Regions from separate parts of the Homo sapiens genome. Here region 1 is linked to region 2. A link is a loop called in an ENCODE intact Hi-C map of the cell type or tissue named here. Cell type or tissue: dorsolateral prefrontal cortex. All regions are shown on one strand. Region 1 has its middle 35 kb from the start of COX8C. Region 2 holds the start of UNC79 (unc-79 subunit of NALCN channel complex).

Region 1 (5,000 bases), 49 kb before region 2:
TGGCAAATTAGGGAGATTTCTGTAGTTGGCCATAAATATTAAAGGTTTCATGACTTTAAGCCCAAGTATCACCTTACATCCTGCAGACATTTATCATACACCTCGTTTGGTATATTTCAGACTTTAATAAACTGCAAGATTTCTTCACTATGATTTCTACCTACCTTAATATACAATTCATATTTAAAATCACCCATTAAACCAATTGTTGTGGCTGCTTGGGATTCTAATTTGCAGAAGTACATTTTGGAAACCTGAATGCAATAAGAATGATATAATGGACTTTGGGGACTGCAGGGGGAGGGTGGGAGGGGGGTGAGGGATAAAAGACTACACATTGGGTACAGTGTACACTGCTTGGGTGACGGGTGCACCAAAATCTCAGAAATCACTACTAAAGAACTTTTCCATGTAACCAAAACCCATCTGTTCCCCAAAAGCTATTGAAATAAAATAAAAATAATAAAAAAATTTGCAAGATATTAGACTTCCCATTGGATTCAGGGCTTCTCAAATATTGATGTCACTTTGCATTTTAAATTTCATGAGCAAGAGTTTGTACAGACCAGAATTTCAGTCCCAGCTCTGCCACCTCATAGTATTGTGAGTCTGGGAAAATTACTTCACTTCTCTCTTCCTCAATTTAACTTCACAGGGTTGATCTGAGGATTAAAGACACAACATAAGTAAGGAAGCTGGCACGTAGTAGATGCATATGTCAGATTTGCTCTCCTTATTGGTGGGATGGGTAGAGTAGGAGGGGGAGGATGACATTTTTCTATCTCCAGGTTCAGGAAAAATTTGAACCAAGATATAATATTCAATTCCAAAGTCAGAGTAAACATTTTTTCATTATAAAATGACACATTAATATATGTTTGTTGTAAAAAATGAAGATCATATATGTAGTAAAAAGTATGAAGACTGCCTTCCCCCATTTCCCATCCCACTTTCCTCCCCAGATTAAGGGTCATGTCAGAGCCTTTGCTCGGGGAGACTTCTCCACTCCCCTCCCACATCCTACAGGGCTACTGCTTATCTTCAGGTCTCAGTTTAAATGTCATTTGCTTGGAGAAATCCCCTTTGACCACTCTAAGGTGGTCTCCTTGCTTCCTTCTTTTATTTTCTATGAGTACACCCTATGCATATTCTTCACCATATTTATGTGAAATTGAACTTTTGCAGTAAGAGCTTTGTTTGTGTGCATCCCCTGTTAGACTATAAGCTCCATGAAGGCCAGATGTTGGCTGTTTTGTTCATCACTGTACACTAGTACCTGGCGTGGTCTGTGGTATATAGAAGGTACTCAATCAATATTTGTTGGATTGAATGAAAGATGCTTGTTTAATGTTTTACTTTATATTCAGTGTATAGATTTTTCTGGTGACTCTTATACTCATGTTTTTGCCAAAATTGTAATATATAGCCACACTGCAGAGATATTCTGGAGGAATCTGAAAATAGCATACAAATGTATGAAATTAATATAGTTTCTGAGTTTTTGAGAGCCAGGGAGTTTTGCTGATTTGTTAGTATTTGTCAGTCATTTAGTAAGTATTTATTGAGTGCTTTAGATAGTCAGTGATAAACAAAACGGATGTGTCCCATATGGAATTTTATTCTTAGTAGAGGAAATACATTAATTTTGTAAAAACAAATACATGGAATGGAATGTTATGGTTTGATTATGTTGCCTCAGTTTTGGCCCAGACCCCAAGATAAAGGTACTAACTAGTTCCAGTTCTAAAGTGAGATGGAAGATCATGAAGCAGATTTGAAAGGGAAGCTGGTTTTGTAATCTTTAGCTGACGAACTACTTCTAGCCTATAAAAGAAATTAGAGAAGCCCAGAGGTATTGTTAGGAATATCATGGGATTATCTGATGACGGATGTTGGGGTTGTGACTCCCCCCAGAAGGAGTGTGGGTGCTTTTCCCTCATTTAAAGGCTAGTGAGAGGAACTTTAATGGAATCACTCATGGAGCTTCATGTATGTGTCCTAGGGTTTGGGGTTCATGCAGCTGAATCATCCAGAGGATGACAGGCTGTGTCTGGAGCTGCCCTGTCAGGGCTTTTGATGAAGAGTGAGCTGGGTTTGGAAAATAGCAACATTCCCACCAATAGTGCTCAAGAAGCGTGCTACTGGTAGGCCAGATGAGGGCTTCTGGAGCAAGAGGAAGAGACAGATGGGATTGTCTTAAGAGTCTGCCTAAAAACATCATCTAGAGAGTTGAGAATACTTCAGTGGGAAGAAGAGGAGGTATACTCCCAGATTCCTAAGAGTAGAATGCTAGGAGAACATTCCAGAAGAGATATATTTGCATGTGTCACGGGAACTGCTGGTGTATGAACTTCAAAGAAAGACAAAAGTGTCCTCTAGAGGAAGTGTCAGCTTTAAACACTTGCCATGGTCAGAGAGCTTTAGAGGTAGATTTACAAAAGAGTATGAGTCAAATAAGACCTTTCTTTCACCTTGACTCTTATCAGCCTGGCCCTCCCTCAAGCTTTCAGTCTTAGGAAAGCCAAGTGTGAACTAGTAAGGGAGGAGGAATAGACAAGCTAAGCTGGAAACTAAAAAGACCAACCATGCTGCCTTTCTGGAGGAAAGGAGAAACTTTAAATGAAGTTAAGATATTTTAAAAATTCCCTGAACTGGACATATTATTAATTTCCGAATTCAGAATTCAGTGTCTGTATCTGTATCTATTTATCTTCTGGTTCCTAATAATACAAGGTATGTAATAGATGTGCCTCTGATGGGGAGATTTATTACTGGCCAAGTGTAACCCACATATCTCAGGAGGCTGCAAATTGCCTGAGATATTTCCACCCACCCTGTTCCATGCCTTGGTTTTAAAAATGAACTTCAGAGCAGCTTTGAGAAGAAAAGAACACTATTTTCTTATTCTGAATGTGTAAGAGTATGTGGTAGACAAAATCATGCTTGCCTTCCCACTCCCCAAAGATGTCCAGGTCTGAATCTTCAGGACCTGTCAAGATGTCAAGATGTTACCTTACATGGCAGAAAGGACTGTGTATATATTCCAGAGGAAGATTATTATTATATTCCTTCCCTTCCTCAGGAATATATGTATAGTCCCTACAAAATAGGGCTTAATAAATTGCATGCCAATCGTTAATAGTTTGCATACTATTTTTGCATAATTTTTTTATTCATTTACTCAGTATTTAATGAGTACCTTCTTGGTGCCCAGCACCTGAAGATATAAAAATGAGTAAGACAGATGCAGATGCAGATGAAGAAATTGAGGCTCTGAGAGGTTAAATGACTTGCCCAAGGTCCATATTTAGTGAGTGGTAGAGTCGGTTCTGGAATCCATGTGTTCTGATTCCAGATTCCATCCATTTTATCTTCCTCCTCATCAGTTAGTAAGAAGAGTTACCACTGCCGCATCAATATTAAATACTGATTGATCTAATGCATGTACCAAAATACTTTACACTCCATGAGGATACAAAAAGTCTGTCACTAACCTAAAATAAAATAGCAGACTAGACAAGGTAGAATGTCTAATCTCCCAGTTTTATTTTAGAATTTAAGATAGAATATGATAAATATTATAAAAGAATGGGAATAAAATGGCTTATTATCTGAAAGGCTAAAGAAAGAATATTTAGCTGGGATAGAAAATCAAGTAGAACCTCTTCCTTTATGGAGGGTGTGTCATTTGAACTGGTCTTGAAAGACGTCTTAGAGGAATTAACTTTCATATACTGGGACCGTTTTGGGTCTTTCTCATGGTCATATAATTTTGTGAGAGAGATTGTGGGTTCATTCTCAGCTTAGCATTCACCATGGCCTACTTTGCACCTGAAGTGTAGTTTTCATTTTCTTTCTTCAGAAGAAGATGGGGAGAAGTGGGAGCTGGGGTTGTTGAAGAAAATGGTTATGGGTGGGTAGGGAAGACAAGTAGAAAAAATGTTGTCTAATAATCTACAGGCATACCCTGAAGGTATTGTGGGTTCCATTCCAGACCCTTGCAATAAAGCAAATATAGCAATAAAATGAGTCACATACATTTTTTGGCTTTCCAGTACATATGAAAGGTAGGTTTACGCTATGCGATAGTCTGTTAACTGCACAATAGCATTATGTCTAAAAAACAATATGCATATCTTAATTTAAAAATACTTTATTGCTAAATAATATGAATGATCATATGAACCTACAGCAAGGTGTACTCTCTGCTGGTGTTGCCTTGATGTTGATGACTGCTGACTAATCAGGGTGGTGGTTGCAGAAGGCTGGGTTGGCTGTGGCAAGTACTTAAAAAAAACTTAGGCTGGGCACGGTGGCTCACACCTGTGTCCCCACCGAAATCTCATCTAGAATTGTAACACGCACAATTCCCATGTGTCATGGGAGGAACTCAGTGGGAGGTGATTGAATTACGGGGCTGGGTCCTTCCTGTGCTGTTCTCATGATAGTGAATGAGTCTCATGAGATCTGATGGTTTCAAAAAACATGAGTTTCCCTGCACAAACTCTGTCTGCCACCATCCATGTAAGATGTGACTTGCTCCTCCTTGCCTTTTACCTTCTGCCATGATTGTGAGGCCTCCCCAGCCATGTGGAACTGTAAGTCCAATAAACCTCTTTCTTTTGTAAATTGCCCAGTCTTGGGTATGCATTTATCAGCAGCATGAAAATGGACTAATACAATCTCTCATCTGTTGATGGACCCTTAGGTTGCTTCCAAATGGATCTTATGAATAGTGCTGCAATAACATGGGAGTGCAGATATCTCTTAGATTTACTTGTTTCCTTTCTTTTGGGTATATACCTAAGGAGTGGGATTGCTGGATCAAATGGTAGCTCTGTTTTTAGTTTTTTGAGGAACCTCCAAACTGTTCTCCATAGTGGTTGTACTAATTTACATTCCCACCAACAGTGTACAAGGGTTCCCTTTTCTCCACATCCTCTCCAGCATTTGTTATTGTCTAACTTTTGGATAGAAGCCATTTTAACTGGGGTGAGATA
Region 2 (5,000 bases):
AGTTAATGGGCATGTCAGAAGGCTCAAGCTGTGAGTGCCTAGGTTGATGATTAGAGTCTCAATTATATGGGTGCTATCAGGCTTTGGAGGCTCCGAAGCATCAGAACTAACCTGAATGGATTGGGTGCATTTGAGGAGTTTCAGCAGTAATGCTAATAGCAGCCATCACTCATATGTGTCATTGTTCTAGATTCTCATATATATACTTATTTATTCCTGACAACCTTTAATGTGACTATGATATGACCATTTTTCAGGTAAGGCAGTCGAGGCATGGAGAAGTTAAGTAACTTGCACCAGGTTACACAGATCATGAGAGGCAAAGCTGGAATTCAAACCCAGGCTGTCTAACTCCTCAGTCCATGACTTAACACCATTATACTCTCCCTTAACTCAGTAACGGGAGGGTTAATTGATGACAAATGAAAGATTGTTAAGCAGATAAAGGGATAATAGGTTTCCAACACATACTTTGTCCTTTGTTTCTGTATTATCCAAGACACCTCTTTTTCATGTGTGTTAATTTCCAATTACTGTTTTCTTTATCAAAGCCTCAGGCTTCCAAGAATTTTCTGAATAACCCATTGAGCTTTCTTTTAGTCATACAAAGTGTTTGTCATCTTCTCAGGAATGTTCATTATATTCATATTTTCTTTAGAATGATTCCAATTTCTTTTTACTCAGAACGAACTCTTTGGCATCATGCTTCACATAATCATTTATCTTTTACTAATAAATGGAACTTCTCTTTGGGATGTGGTTTTGGGAATGAACAATGACATGGAATGATAGCTGATTAGCCAGAGCAACCTGCCAATCAGCAGGATGTCAGAGTCCAATCACATATGCAACCCAAAGAGCCAATTCACTAACCCTTTATGAACATTTTTGCAAATACCATGAAACTTGAGTGCTGTGTGTGCATCATTATGGGCAGTTTCCCTGTTATTTGTAGATTTTTTTATTTGCTACTCAGAAGCATCTTTCCTTGATGTTTGTTCATAATATTTTTCTTAATTGTCCAAGATTTCACCTGAATAGTTTGATATATTACACAGAATTTAAAATTCTTTCCCTAAATAGGATCTTTTATTCTCTGAGGTGGAAAACATTGATTTATCAGCATTAAAAGTCATTGTCAACACTTACCGTTTTGTTCCTGTAACTTTTACTAAATTAACCTGCTATGACCATGCCCCTCAGCTTTAACAAATTAAACTATTTGAATGAAGAATGGACATAATGGTTGGGGATTGTGCCGTACTTTTAGTTTACAAGGACTTGCGCATCCATTCGATCTGCCCAGTAACTCTTCAGGTGACAGGGCAAGGTTTTAATGTTCCCATTTTACAGATAAAGAACCGGAGGTGTAGGGAGATTAGAAGATGGTCCTTGAGTGAGTAAGTGGTAAAAGTGGGTCTTGAATCTGGTTCTTCCCGACTCCAAGTGTCTCTCCATTCTGTAGTGGATTCTTTGGATATCTTCCTATTAATATGCACGATGCCCTCGTCTATTGCCTTCCTTTCCCGCTGCCTTCGGTTTTCCAGTCGAGGGGCTTCCTAATGTGTCCCTGTCCAGCTGGGATGGCTGCAAGGGAGCACACCTGGGGTCTTCCTGTCTTCAGTCTTTCATCTTCCTTTTCTGTGGCCCTTCCAGCTTCACCATCCGTGGACATCTCCTCCTTCCTTCAGCCCCAACTTCTAAAGTCTTGTCACAGCCCCCTGGCAGTGGGACCTCCCATCCCCAATCATCAGCAGGAGAGCCCATCGCAGAGGGGAGGCGAGGGCAGGGACCGCAGCGCACAGGGAAGCCATGCTGAGGGTTCCTCCTGCATTTTCTTCCTCGCGGTCCTCAGGAACATCCTCGCGCCCTCCGGCCCCGGCGCTCCAGCCCGCCCCGGATCCGCCTCCCTCTCCTTCCTCCCCGAGGTTGAGACGAAGCGTGGGACGCACCTGGGTCCCTCTCTGGTCACCCTGCTGAGGCTCCGGGGGCTGCTCCGGGAGCAGGATTTACAGGCCCGGAGAACGCCAATGGGAGATCCAAATGGTCGGGGACTCCGGCGCTTTAAGAGGCTTTTCTCTGGGAAACACCCGTCCCCTCCGTGCGCCTTATGAATGGAAATACTCCTCCCCCGGTCGAGCCCATTTTCCCATTTCACCAGGAGCCGCAGCCTGCTCTCTCCTTTCGGTCTCCCCGCCCACATCAACGCGGGCAGCTCCAGGAGGGGACGGACAGGAAGCCTTTGGCCGCCTATTAAATCCCACCCATTTCTCCGGGGGCGATTTCCTAACCTTCCGGGACCGAATTCTGCAATTTGATGTGCGTTTTGTCCGAATGGTAGCGACACGGGCCTAAGGGAGGGGGAAAGCGAGGGGGTGGGGGGTGGGGGGTATGCACTCTTTTCCTCGCAACATCGCTGGCGGAGCGAGGGAGCTCACACGACACAGATTTTGGGGCAAAGCCTTTCCAACTGGACAGCACCATGTCCACCAAAGCGGAGCAGTGTAAGTAGCAGCCGGCCCGGCATTCCGGCCCGGCCTCGGCTGGGAGCTATTGCAGCTGCGGCGTTTGCGGCTGCTGGGAGACCTTGGCATTGTGCTGGTGCGGGGGTGGGGGCTGAGGTTGGGGCGGGTGGGGGGTGGCGGAGAGAGAAGGTGGGGGAGGGTGGACGTTAATGGCAGCGCGGCGCTGTCCCCGGTGCTGAAAAATAATACGGTCTTCCTCGGGCTCCAGCGGGGGTTTCTCAAGACTCAGAGACCCTGCGAAATGAAATTAAAATGGGGTCATTCTCGGGAAAAAGAGGCCTCGTATCTTTCAGATAAACATTTCAGTATCTCTTGTTGGAGTGGGGGAAGGGGGGTAGCGGCAAATCAGGGGCGGGGAACTGTCAGTTGCAACCAAAGCCTGCCTGGCCTTCTGAGCATGCCCAGTTCTTGGTGCTGGAGCCATAGGGGAGTTTGAGTCTGCAGTTTCCACTTCGGGTGGAAGAGGCAAGAAGGGAGAGAAGGGGGAGGGAGCAGGGAGCCAGGCAAGAGGAAAATTAACTCACTAATGCCAACACCAATGTCAAAACCAACCACAACCATGCGGTGCTTACAAGAAAGTGAAAGGAGCTCTGGGAAAATGACCTAATTGATCTAATTATTGTTCCAAAGAGCAGGCTTCCTTTGTAGGGCAGCCCATAGCACCGGAGGATTTTGGTTGTCCCAGTAATGACTGACTGTGTGCGTGGTTGGAAGCAACCTGCTAACTCCTTGTGGATGGAGTAAGTTTCTAATATGGTTCCCATAGTCTGTCTTATTGCAGTGCGCACTAGTAGGCCTTCGGTGTGTGCTTGGTAGGTTGATCAATGTGAAGCCTTTTTCCGAGTACACTTGAGGGCTTGAGGGATTCAGGAGCTTAAACTTCAGATTGTAAATAAAAGACGTTTTTATTAAGCAGTAAGTTTGAATTTTTAACAATATACCAGAACTTATTCACCTAGATTGACTCCTTTCTTCCAAAGCAGTACACGTTATATGGATAATGCTGTCACTACTTAAAAGTCTTTGTAATTCTTCTTTGGAATGGCTACTAAAGCCGGTTTTTGAGACACACAAAACAGTAGTCTCATTATTTGAGGGCAATATCTTATATATGATAAAATGCAGTATGTCATTTATTCACCAGATAAATTAAATAAACTGAAGGCTTATAGAATTCTCAGATTGATGGTTCATTAGAAATTGTGCATGCCCACCTACCACCCAGTGCTTTTACTTCTTTATGTTTTTTTGGAATCCGGAAGATCTGAGTTTCAATCTTAGTTTTGCTACTGTTTGACCTTGGGCAAGATAATTGACCTCTCTGAACTTTATTTCCTCATCTGTAAACCTGGGCTAATCATGCTGATGGGGTTGTTGTGGGGAATGAGAGAATACATATAAAAGGTTTAGTAATGAGCCTAGCACATAGAATGTACTCAATAAATGATGGCTATGATAATGACAAGCATTGCCCACTTTTAAATAGTCCATCTCCTCTAAATAGTTAGGAAGCTCTCTTGTGATTTTTTTTGCATGTTTCTGAAAGTTAAATCTACATTCAAAATTAAGTTTTGCTTTTACAGAGGTTTTTGAAAAAAATTGGGTGCATTCTGTTTTGAGGAATGGTAACATAGTTTGAGTCCATGTAGAACCTCCCACTTGAGAATATCACATCCTGATATTATAATAAAGCCAAGTGGTTTTATTATAGTATGGTTTTTAAAGGAAAAAACACCACCTGTCATTTGATTGTGTAGTTACATATTACGTAAGTAATTTCAGGCTAAAGCCAGTGAGTATTACTGTCCTCTTCCTGTGTTTTCTCTTCCTTGTTACATTTTGAAATGGACTGGATGCTTTGTCTTGTCTCTTTCCTGGGCAATGAATAAAATCTATCTATGGACTTGATTCTGTAGAGCAATTAGTGGACTTAAGTAGCTATTTTAGACGTGTTAGTGAAACAGATTTTTTTCATCTGTAGAGGATGAAAAGGACACCATATCTGGAGCTAGAACATGTGGACTTGAGCTTTGTATGTCCTTCTGATTAATTGTGAGACACGGGGCAATTAACTTAATAGTTTTGTGCCTCAGAGTTTCCATCTTTAAAGTAAGGAATTGTAGTAGGAGCTATCTTTGCTTTAGTCTTAAGGGTTTGGAGGGCAAAGGAGGTAAATGGGAGTAGGCTGTGGAAAGGTTAAGGATGCTATGGATGTTTTTAGATATCTGTATTTAGAATGAAGGTAATTAAGGAATCTCTTTTCTTTTTCTGTTAATATGCACTAACATGAGTGGATTGACATTTTCGTGTATGTTATGTACCTGAAAATAAAGCAAAAACACAATAGGCTGCATAGTTGATGTTCATGAAGGACAAATACTTTTTATAAAAAGAACGCAGATTGGCAGCATTTTATCCTTGGACTTGGTAGAAGTTTAGCTACGTGTAAGGAGCAAGAGAAGGAAAGGTCAGGGA

What was found. Hi-C counts contacts between places; a loop is a spot of excess contacts. Peaks named below come from ENCODE experiments on the same cell type or tissue, not always from the same donor. Only the 100,000 strongest peaks of a DNase experiment are listed, where the experiment ranks them.
Region 1: it touches region 2 in a loop (2.5-fold over the local background); 1 of 110 quality-filtered maps calls a loop at or near these places.

The regions. Positions count from the first base shown.
Region 1 is chr14:93,379,409-93,384,408 of GRCh38, forward strand. It overlaps a transcript of UNC79 not described here. Among named protein-coding and RNA genes, the nearest start is that of COX8C, 35 kb to the left of the region's middle. In dorsolateral prefrontal cortex, no CTCF peak of the experiment used is centred here; no DNase peak of the experiment used is centred here; H3K4me3 peaks cover 279 bases; H3K27ac peaks cover 1,124 bases.
Region 2 is chr14:93,428,548-93,433,547 of GRCh38, forward strand. UNC79 (unc-79 subunit of NALCN channel complex) reads left to right here and starts at 2,392. Exons shown (of 52, transcript NM_001395159.1): 1 at 2,392-2,504. The coding sequence starts at 2,483. In dorsolateral prefrontal cortex, no CTCF peak of the experiment used is centred here; DNase peaks (open chromatin) are centred at 2,124, 2,594 and 2,904; H3K4me3 peaks cover 3,902 bases; H3K27ac peaks cover 1,889 bases.